Linked DNA regions of Homo sapiens: region 2 is linked to region 1. The links are chromatin loops, found by intact Hi-C in ENCODE. Cell type or tissue: PC-3. All regions are shown on one strand. Region 1 overlaps LOC105376815 (a long non-coding RNA gene). Region 2 overlaps IFFO2 (intermediate filament family orphan 2).

Evidence for each region. Peaks named below come from ENCODE experiments on the same cell type or tissue, not always from the same donor. Only the 100,000 strongest peaks of a DNase experiment are listed, where the experiment ranks them.
Region 2: it touches region 1 in a loop (4-fold over the local background); 12 of 110 quality-filtered maps call a loop at or near these places.

Annotation. Positions count from the first base shown.
Region 1 is chr1:19,009,993-19,014,992 of GRCh38, reverse strand. All of the region lies in intron 1 of LOC105376815 (a long non-coding RNA gene), which reads left to right. Among named protein-coding and RNA genes, the nearest start is that of IFFO2, 56 kb to the right of the region's middle. RefSeq lists enhancers at 2,151-3,062, 3,662-3,721, 3,137-4,336. In PC-3, a CTCF peak has its summit at 2,492 (motif pointing left); DNase peaks (open chromatin) are centred at 3,722, 4,302 and 4,922; H3K4me3 peaks cover 1,507 bases; H3K27ac peaks cover 3,121 bases.
Region 2 is chr1:18,919,815-18,924,814 of GRCh38, reverse strand. IFFO2 (intermediate filament family orphan 2) reads left to right here. Exons shown (of 9, transcript NM_001136265.2): 2 at 3,694-3,754. Among named protein-coding and RNA genes, the nearest start is that of ALDH4A1, 20 kb to the right of the region's middle. RefSeq lists an enhancer at 1,897-2,477. In PC-3, a CTCF peak has its summit at 3,123; a DNase peak (open chromatin) is centred at 2,334; H3K4me3 peaks cover 1,025 bases; H3K27ac peaks cover 3,137 bases.

The sequences.
Region 1 (5,000 bases):
AAGCGATCCTTCCACCTCTGCCTCGCAGAGTGCTGGGATTACATATGTGAGTTACCGAGCCCGGCCTACAAATGACTTCTTAGGAAGAAGCCTTCAAATAGGGAAGAGGACTGGGCCAAAGGGCATGAACTTTAAAAAGTCTCTTGACAGCTGTAGTCAAATTTATTTTCATCGTGGAACAGAAAGGTTGCTGGTCAAAGCTTCCAGATGGTGATATCTGTGCTCCTTTTGGCATATTTCATTCATCCTAAGCACCAGGCAAAGATGGCGGGGGTCTGAGCCGCAGCCCTCTGTCTGTTACCTGTCCATCTGTGCTCTTCCCTCCCTCTTGCTGCAAACAAATTAACATAGAGACCCGAAATCTCCCGCATCTATCTACCCTTTGAGTCCCTGCTCAGAGGGCAATCTTGGGCCAGTAGTTGCAGCTCAGTGAAGGCCTGAGTTTGGCTTCCTCTCACCGGTCCTTAATGGTGCATGAATTTTTTTAATGGGTTTCCTATGAAGCGCGAGGCAGTTATTTCCTGGTGACTTTTATTGAACCCAAAGCTTGACTGAAGTTTGAATAAACCGAGGCAGGTGGTAACAGAGCATGAAGTGGCTTAGTCTGTGGTCAGCCCTCATTTTAAAAATAAATCACTTTTCAAAGGGCGTAGTCACCTCCGCTACCATCATCAACGACAAACCAGACTTACCTGTGCACAGAGAGCCCTCACTGTGGGTGTGCAGCCGCCCTCCCCTGCCCTGTGCCTCGCCTGTTCAGTCCCGCCCTGATTCTAGTGACATGTCAATCCCACCCGAAAAACCATCCCAGTTGCCCCAGCTGAAATTAATCTCTCCACCCGTGAGAGCTGTACTTGGTGCTGAGGTCTTTATACAGCTCATCCCACTCATTGCTCACACAGCCCTACCAACACTTGGTGGTCCCATTTGATAGCCAAGAAAACCCAGGCTCTGAGCAGAGCGGGAACTTGCTCAAACAAGAAAGCAACAGAGCCGGGATTGGAAGGCAGGTCATCTGTCTCTAGAGGTCAGCTGCCTGTCCCTGCCCATGTCCAAGGGTCATTTGTGAATCATGTGCATGGCTTGGAATCTTTTCCTGCTTACGTTGCGGATGGAGCCCTGGTATGGGAACCCATGTCTGTTGTGTTTAATTATTATCTGGTACCTAGAATGCCCCACTGGCCATTCCCTGGATAACCTGGGCTTAGCACAGGGCTGGGCACAGAGCGGGTGCCAGAGATGCTTGAGGAATTGCTTTTTGCTTTTCCTTTTCCTTCCTTCTTCCATCCCTTTGTTCCCAAGGAATGATCTTGGATGATGATGGTTGTTGCAAGAAAAATATATCGAGGAAGGGGAAATGTCTTCATCTCCACCCTTATAGATCAACTTTTTGTTATTTTTTTTTTTGAGACAGAATCTTGCTCTGTCGCCAGGCTGGAGTGCAGTGGTGGCATCTCAGCTCACTGTAAGCTCCGCCTCCCAGGTTCAAGTGATTCTTCTGCCTCAGCCTCGGGAGTAGCTGGGATTACAGGCGCGTGCCACCACATCCAGCTAATTTTTGTATTTTTAGTAGAGACGGGGTTTCACCATGTTGGCCGGGATGGTCTTGATCTCTTGACCTTGTGATCTGCCTGCCTCAGCCTCCCAAAGTGCTGGGATTACAGGTGTGAACCACCGTGCCTGGCCTGTAGATCAACTTTTTATATAGAGAGAGACCTGAGTTATCTAAATCACTCATCCCTAAACCTACTATGATCTTAAAGAAAGCAATACAAACTTTAGGTAGTTCAATATCTAATATTCGTAAAAGTTGATGTAGCAGTTTAAGCGGTGACATGATACTTCCCAGAGTTCCATATGACAAGCACCATCCCCTCCCTTTTCCTATTTTCCTTTCCTTATGTATTTTCGGAGTGGCCCTCTGTGCCAAACACCAACCAGGCTGGGGATACAGTGGTGACATAGCCTCAGTTTTCTTGGTGCTCACTATTGGGTCAGGATGACAGATGGCTACTAGTCAGGGACCACCCAATAAGAGGTCATTATTGGCTGGGCGTGGTGGCTCATGCCTGTAATCCTAGCACTTTGGGAGGCCGAGGCAGGTGGATCACCTGAGGTCAGGAGCTCAAGACAAGCCTGGCCAACATAGTGAAACCACGTCTCTACTAAAAATACAAAAAAAGTAGCCAGGTGTGGTGGCAGATGCCTGTAATCCCAGCTACTAGGAGGCTGAGGCAGGAGAATCGCTTGAACCTGGGAGGCGGAGGTTGTAGTGAGCCGAGATTGCGCCATTGGCAACAAGAGTCTGGGCAACGAGAGCGAAACTGTGTCTCAAAAAAAAAAAGTCATTATTTAGCATATTTGTAAGACAAATATTGTCTGGATCGCGGACCTGAATTTTCTTCTACTTCTGGAACAAAAGGGTAGGCACCATCGCCAGTGTGTGATTTGCTTTTCAGCAGTCGTCCAGGAATTCCACTGCCCCTCCTAGGCTACCCCCTGGTGGCCTCACGGATGCCGTTTCCTGGAAAGGCAAGTGCTGAGTTTAGCTGGGCTCAGGGAGGCCTCCCATGGGAAACTGTTGTTCTGTGTGTTGGGCTGAAGTTTACTGTTAACTCAAACCCAACCATGGTATTGTTTTTCAAATAACAGAAAAATAAAACTGATGGGTAGAATATTTTCAGTGATCAGTTTTTCGGTACCCACTGCTCTTTGTGTAGGTATATGATAGTGTCTCATCTAGCCCCAAATTAAGTTTAATCCATTGATGTTTCATAACGTTTGCTGCAAAGCCACTTGATCACACTGGGAGCTGCTGGTCTGGGATATCGGAGCAGGAAGCTGCCCTCAGGGCTGCCAGCTCAGTCATCTTCCCATCTTTCCTATGTCCGCAGTCCTCCTGGCCCCTCACTGCTCTGCCCCTGGTAAGCTGACCTTCCTGGCCTGGGATAAGCCACGGTTCTGCAGGGGCTCTGCTTGCCCCTTCTCTCTGCCTGGGTGATGGCTGGTCGTCTTTCCCATCTCCCACTCTGTTTGTGCCCTGGGAAGTCTTCCCTGTCCCACCCCTGCTCACCTCAGACTGGCTCAAGCCCCCATTGCAAGCTCTTAGAGCACCAGAGAGCTCCGCACTAATCACAGCTGTATTTTAATATTCACTGATGGGATCATTTGATTCACGTCTGTCTTTCCCACCAGAATATGAAACGTCTGAGGGCAAGAATCAGGAAAGCATGTGTGTGTGTCTGTGCTAATGTATGTATACACGTCGCATATACATGCTTGTATATGTGTATGTGTGTGTGTGTATGTATGTGCATATGTGCATATGTGTGTACATGTGCATATGTGTGTGTATGTGTGTTTCCTTACCATAATTTCCATTTTCTGGCATGGTACTTAACACTCACTAAGAACTCAGTAAATATTTTTGATTACATGAGTGCGTAGCATTGTATTTCTTTAGGATACTTTTGATAGTAGTGACTTCATTTTAGACACAGAGAAACTAAAGCCCAAAGATGTGACTTACATCCATCAAGATCCCGAAACTAGAAAGAGGCTGGGCTGGGATTTAAACCCAGGCCTCCAACTCAGCCCAGTGACCTTTGCACGACTCTGACTGCCAGCTCGCCTTGAGGTTTGGCGAGTTAAACAGAAGCAGAAAGTTCAGAGGAAATTTACCGCAAGGCAGAGCGTTTACCAGCCGATGACTTCACCTCCGCGGCAGTGAAAGGCTTTGCAGAAAAGCACTGAAAAGAAAATACTTTCGCAATGAATGAGCTGGGCCCGCCTGGCTCGGGCTGACTCACCAAGAAGTCTTCACTTTATAAGGACTTTACTGGGGCTCCCATAGGCATGCCTTTTTGCCCTGTATCTAGGTCTGGACAAGGGTAAGTGGTTGAACACAGGCTGCAGGGCGCCCAGCCTCGGCTGGACGCGGGCTCTGGTGGCTGCGTGTCTGGAGCCCTTGCCATCTCCTCCTGGTGTGTGCCTCCTCTATGCGGTGCCCGTCTCTCCAGCCATCCCCAGCCTGTACTTATAAACGGGTTGCGTTAATAGCACCCACCCAATTTCAGTGGATCTGGTTGCCAGATGCTCTCCTACATGTCTGGCTTCTGCAAAACCTTACCTGGTTAGGTCTGAGAGTCGAGTGTGTCCTGAGTGCTCACAAACCCCAGCCACAACCACCACCGACCCCTGCCCACTCCTCCTTTCTTTTGGCCACCCCTCTCCTCTTCTATGCTGTTTGCCCTTCAGGTCACTAAACAGGTCTGGCCACTGTGGCCGGTGTCCTCTGTGGAAATGTGGAGATTCATGCCAAGAGACTGTTTACTGAAGCTCCCCTCCCTCCCTGGGGCCATGGAGGTGTGTTCTCTGCAGATTTGGGGCAAATATTCCTCCCTGGGCAGCACTGCCCAGCCCCTGCCTGGGTCTCCCAAGAGCCACCTCTTCATGTGGCACACACCGGGCCCAATCCCATTTCCCTCCTCTCCTTCCAAGTGACCCCTGTCCCTGCGAGCTGCTCATACAAATGGATGCTCGTGTGCTGCCCAGTCCCGCTGGCTGACCCATCAGACAGTCCTGGGCCATGTTTTGATTGCTGGCAGTGAGAGATACAGAAGGCCCAGCCACTTCCATGCACCCTGAATGCTCCTTACAAACACCTTGGGAGGTCCGATTATTACCCGCCCCTCTCAGAGATGGAGAAGCTGAGGCTCAGACAGGCAAAGGAATCTGCCAAGGTCTCACATCCAGAACAGGCAGGGCATCACTGATCCCACTCTCCTGCCCCAGTCACCACGGTGTGATGCATTTGCCTGTGAGCCCAGCCTGCAGCGGAGGTTCACATGTGGGGTCAGAAAGGAGAGCCCTGTGACAAGAACGCTAGGAATGCAGGAAGGGGCCTTGAGGTGACCTCAGGAATTCTTGGCGCCCGCCAGGACAAATGATGGGAATAGCTGGGAGGGTGACATCCCACCTTGGTAGCCAGTCGTCACCAG
Region 2 (5,000 bases), 90 kb after region 1:
GGAGTCTTCAAAAGACCAGAAAGGACCCCTCCCCAGCCAACAGAACAGCTCCTGGACTGCTGAGGGAGACTCGAGGAAAATGGCCTTTGTGCCCCAAAAGTGATCTCTTTATGTTCACTCCAGCCTTCCTTCCCCTTTCAGCCTTAAAGGGCCCGGGCGTAGGATTCTGTCAGACCTGGGTTCGAATCCAGGCGCTGCCACTTCCTAGGCAGTCTTTGGGCAAGTCGTTTGCTCAGCCATGGGCTGGGGCTGGGAGAGGGGATGGTGCAGGCTGAAAGGAAACGATGTCTGCAAACCGCTGATCCAAAGTAGGTGCACCCGCCTCTTGGTGGCAGACAGCGCCTGGCCTGTCCCTTCCTGCTGCCCTCTTTGTTTCTGTTGGTCCCTCTGCCTGAAACACCCTCCCCACTGAAACCTTACTCTTGTGGGCAGACCCAGGGAAGAGGGAGGGTTGTGCTTGGGAAGCTGGTGTTGAAATCTCTGTGCCAGCAACTTGGTTCACCAGTTCTCAGTTAAGCTGAGTGCTCCCTGGCTCTGGGTGGGTGGGCAGGGAATACAGGTGTCTGGAGTGCCGTAAGAAACACATCGCCCACCTGGCCCTTCATGCCAGTCCTCAGAACGATCCAAGGACAGAGCTTTTCTGCATTGTCAACACTGGAGCTGGCGGAGCCAGGTTTTCTCCACCACCGCCGGGAGGGATGTCAGGGCGGGCGACAGGCTCTTCAGTCAAGCCAGCTGCTGTCCACATGCGGGGTCTGTCCTCAACCTCCTGGGAGCAGGCCAGCCGGCTGCCTCCCCCGTCTGGCTTTGGAAATAAAAAGCCCGTGAAATCATTTGTGCAAGCTCATCCTGGGGGTGTGGTATGTGCAGTCAGGAAACACGATTGAGATGTGGGGTTGGGAGGGTGCAGAACTCGGGGCAGGAAGGGAGAGGTGAGGTGGAGGGGCTGGGTTGTGTGGTCTTCAGAGCCTGGCCACTCAGTGCCATCTGTAGCCCAGCATCACTGGGGAGCTGTCTGCCCCAGCCCTCGCCTGCGGAACCAGCTTCTGCATGTTAATAAGATGCCCAGGTGATTGGTATGCACATTCTAGGCTGAGACACGCTGCTTTAGAGACTGGACTAGCTTTGAGTCCCAGCTCCCTGCTTGCTAGCTCTGTGACCTTAGACAAGTTACTTTACCTCTTTGAACCTCAGCTCCCTCATCTGCAAGATGGGCTTAGTTAGAAATTCTTTCCCCAAGAGGGTTAATAATTCACATTCAAGCCAGTGATGTGTGTGTCCAAGGCAGTGAGCCGGGTGTGTGGGGCCCAGAACGTACCCCCCAGTTAATGGTTGCTGGTGCTGTTGCTGTTATTGTGTCTGGAAAGCCAAAGATCTGGGCTCCTGCTGTCACCTTGGGTGGATTTGGGGCAAGTCTCATTCCCTCTCTGGTCCTCGTTTTCTCCGTCTGTACAAGGGTTCTATTGGCCCCTGCCTCGCCTTCCTCATGAGATGGTTGCTCAAAGGAGAAGTGAGGGGTGCTGGGCCTCATTCCCAAGGGCCCCTCTGGGGAATGGGGAGTGTCGGGGAGGTGCCCCTGGGTGCCTGCGTCCAAGGGAGGAGCCATGCCATTCTTTATTTTTTGTGCCCTTCTTTGCTACTCCTGCTCTTGCTGCAAGATGTGTTAGCAGGTTCGCTCTAGACTCCAGGCTGCAGCCAGAGGCTTGCCGGGGCTCGCCCTTGCACCTGCCCTGCTCAGCGGCTTTGGAATTGAGTCGCCTTCCCCGCTCTGAGCCGTGTGGCCAGGAGAGATGATTCAGCTCGGGACCTGTGCTCCAGCCTTTACCCCCCAGAGAAGCCCCAGATGCCCTGTGCTCCTGGGCAGGGATGGGGTGGCCTGGGAACTTTCCCCCCATTGTGATTCCTGTCCCCAACATGGGGCCTGCTCTTCTCGGTGAGAGGTGGCCTGGGACCGGACTCCTAGCCTTGCTCCTGATATACTGGGTGATGTGGGCAAATGGCTTGACCACTCGGCTTCAGTTGCCCCATCTGTACAATGAGGGGAGGTTCAGTGAGATGGTCCTGGCTGGATTAGGCCCTTAGGTTCCCTCCCTGCCCCCTCTTAGCTTTCTCTGTGCCCTCCAGCCCTGGAAGGAATCCCAGCCCCTTGCCCTCCAGGTCCGGGCCCGGGAGCCCACGCAGATCTCAGCCTAACAGCTAATGCTGGGGCTGGGAAAGGCTGGAGAAAAGGGGGAGAGGGAGAGAGTGTGTGTCCTCCAGGAGCCCTGGCTGGGCTGTCTCCTGTGGGAGAGAGGAGGAATTTTCCTCTGTGTGTGCAAACAGTATCCGTTTTCTCTTGTTTCCAAAAGCCGGTGACGTAACCGGCTCTCCACCCCTCCCTCCCCTCTGGCCTATTTTTAGCTGGCCCTGACAGCATCCTAAAAGGGTTCCAGACTGCCCTGCTCCGAGGCCATGTAGGGAGGGTAGCAGTGGGGTGAGGAAGGAAAGAAACTCCTCTGTCTGTCCCAGGATGGACAGACATCCGAGGAGGGAAAGAACCTGCCCCCAGCTTCCTCCAGGGAGGGAGGAACTCTGTTGGAGGAGCTGGGTTAGGGCCTTTAGGCTTTGACAGTTCCTGGGTCTATGAGGAGCTCCGCAAGGGGATTCTGAGCAACCAGTCTGGAGCGTCCCCACCTGGGTTTCAGTCCTAGTTCCACACTATCTCACCCTGGCCTTGGGTTCAGCTTGTGCCTCTGGGCCTTGCTTTCTGCACCTGGGGATAATGACGGTGCCTACGTCATAGGTTGTTACGAGGATTGAATTAACTTCATGTAGAACAGTGCCTGGTACAAAGTAAGTCCCAGTGAAGGTGGTTCTGGAATTGGTAATATCATCCAGTCCCAGGGAACTGCTCCCACCCCTTCCTGCAGTTAAGGGCGGGGGTCCACTGAACCCTCCTTTGCCTTCTCCCCTCCCGCCCGCGTTTCCTATTCAGCTTCGGGCAGTACTCGTGTCAAAGTAGTGGTGTGGAAGCCCTTGGAACAACAGGGCTTGGCACATAGTAAACGCTAAATCAGTGGGAACTGTATTTATTGAGTTTTGTTTCAATGTAATAAAACAGCCCCACCTGCTGACTCGCTGTGTGTCTTTGGGTTAGATGTTTATTTAACCTCTCCGAGCCTCAGTTTCCACTTCTGTAAAATGGAATGATAACACCTACGTAGGAGAGATCTGTGTTGGTTTGGGTAGGCTGTCGGGCATCGCAATGCTTAGCACAATAAAAGTTTGTTTCTTGTGGGTGCAAAGAACAGCCTGAGAGTGGAGCTGGCTGCAGCCTGGCTCCTAAGGACTGGCTTTGCTACTGCATCTTGCAGCAACAACAGGAGCAGCAGTGCTTGCACAGCACTTTACAGTTTGCATGCAGGCAGGGTGGTGGTCCCTCCCACCTCTGTCTTCACGAAGTGCTGGGCTCATACCTTAACGTGGCACTTGTCACCACCACCTGATACTCTGGTTATATGTCAGCCTGGCTGTCCTCTCACACCACCTCCCCTAGGCTGGGAGCTCCCAGAGGGCAGGCAGGGATGGATGCCCCAATGCACCTTCCTTGCCCAGCTCAAGATAGTCCCTGGGTGGGTGTTGGGGTTGTGTCTGAGGGCTGGACTGGCACAGGGAACTCACCTTCTGACCACCTGTTCCTCTTGGCTTTTGCAGGTGGGAGGAGGAGCTCGCCAAGCGCATGAACCTTCAGACCATGGTGGACACGCTGCAGGAGGTAAGAGCCCTCCGATATCCCGACCAGGAGAGGCACGCCAGAGAGCCATGTGGCCAAGGGGCACAGTCTTCATGCGGCAAAGCCAGGAAATTCTTGCACAGCCCCTACTCTGTTACCTCCTACCACCTCAGTCTCTCCTTTATGGAGCCAAGAGATCCCTTCCACTTCCTCTGCTTGGAAGCTAGGAATGGACCAGCACAGTGTTGCACAAGAGCTCTGATGCAGGGGTTGAGAAGCCTGGGTCCAGGTCCCGGGGTGCAAGTCCCAGCTGCTGTATGACCTGGGACCAGCGACCCTTCTCACCCGTCACTGTCTCCCCACCTGAGGCTTGGACTAGGTGGTTTGTAAGCCCCCAAGCAAGAAGGGTGCCCTCGGTTGGGGCTGAAGGCCTTGGAGAGGGCAGGTGGGCACGTCGCAGGTGGGCTCCCAGCCTGAGCAGGCTCTCTGTGGTGGGCATTTGGGAACATTCCCCTTGCTGCTCTAGCTGGAATCTCTGCATTCTGGGCTCTGCAACTCCCCCACCTGCGGTGTAACCTGGGCAGCAAACTTCATCTTCTCAGCCTCTATTTTCCTCTCTGACAAGTGGGAGCAAGAGTAGCAACCCCATGAGAAGGCATGAAAAGTTCTTCCAAAAATGTCTAGAAATTGCGTTCTGATACTGAAAGCATTTGTCGTCTAAGACAGTTAGAGACAGATTAAGATAATTGTCAATGCGTAGAAGGAAAAGGTTGAATATCTCCCTTTCTTTTATAATGAAAGGGCTTTTTTCTTTATAAATTTAACGGGTTCATCGTCAAATATGTGGAAACTATAGAAAAGCCCAAAAATAAAAATTATTTCCAGTTCCTCCTTCCACAGTTGAAAAACTGGCGTGTGACCTTCCGATCTTGTCTGTGTGGACACACACCCACGCTCTTCAGACGCATGTTAGGTCGACACACATGACATTGTCATTTTTGAAAGCAGAGATGGCCCAATACTGGCAGTTTCACACGGATTGATCTCATATTTTTAACGTAATAGGATTGCTTGTTAATTAACCTGCTCTTTTAATACCTTCCATGGATTTTCCCACGTAATAGATAACGCTTTGAAAAGTGTTTTAAGCAGTCAACAGTGTTCAGTGGGAAGTCAGGCTGGGATGAGGTCCTTGGTGCCCCTTCCCTGGCTGCAGGTGCCCAGCTGGGGTGGACATCGGGTGCCTAGGGCTCTGGACTCAGGTGTCCAGACCCTCCTATCCCCAGAG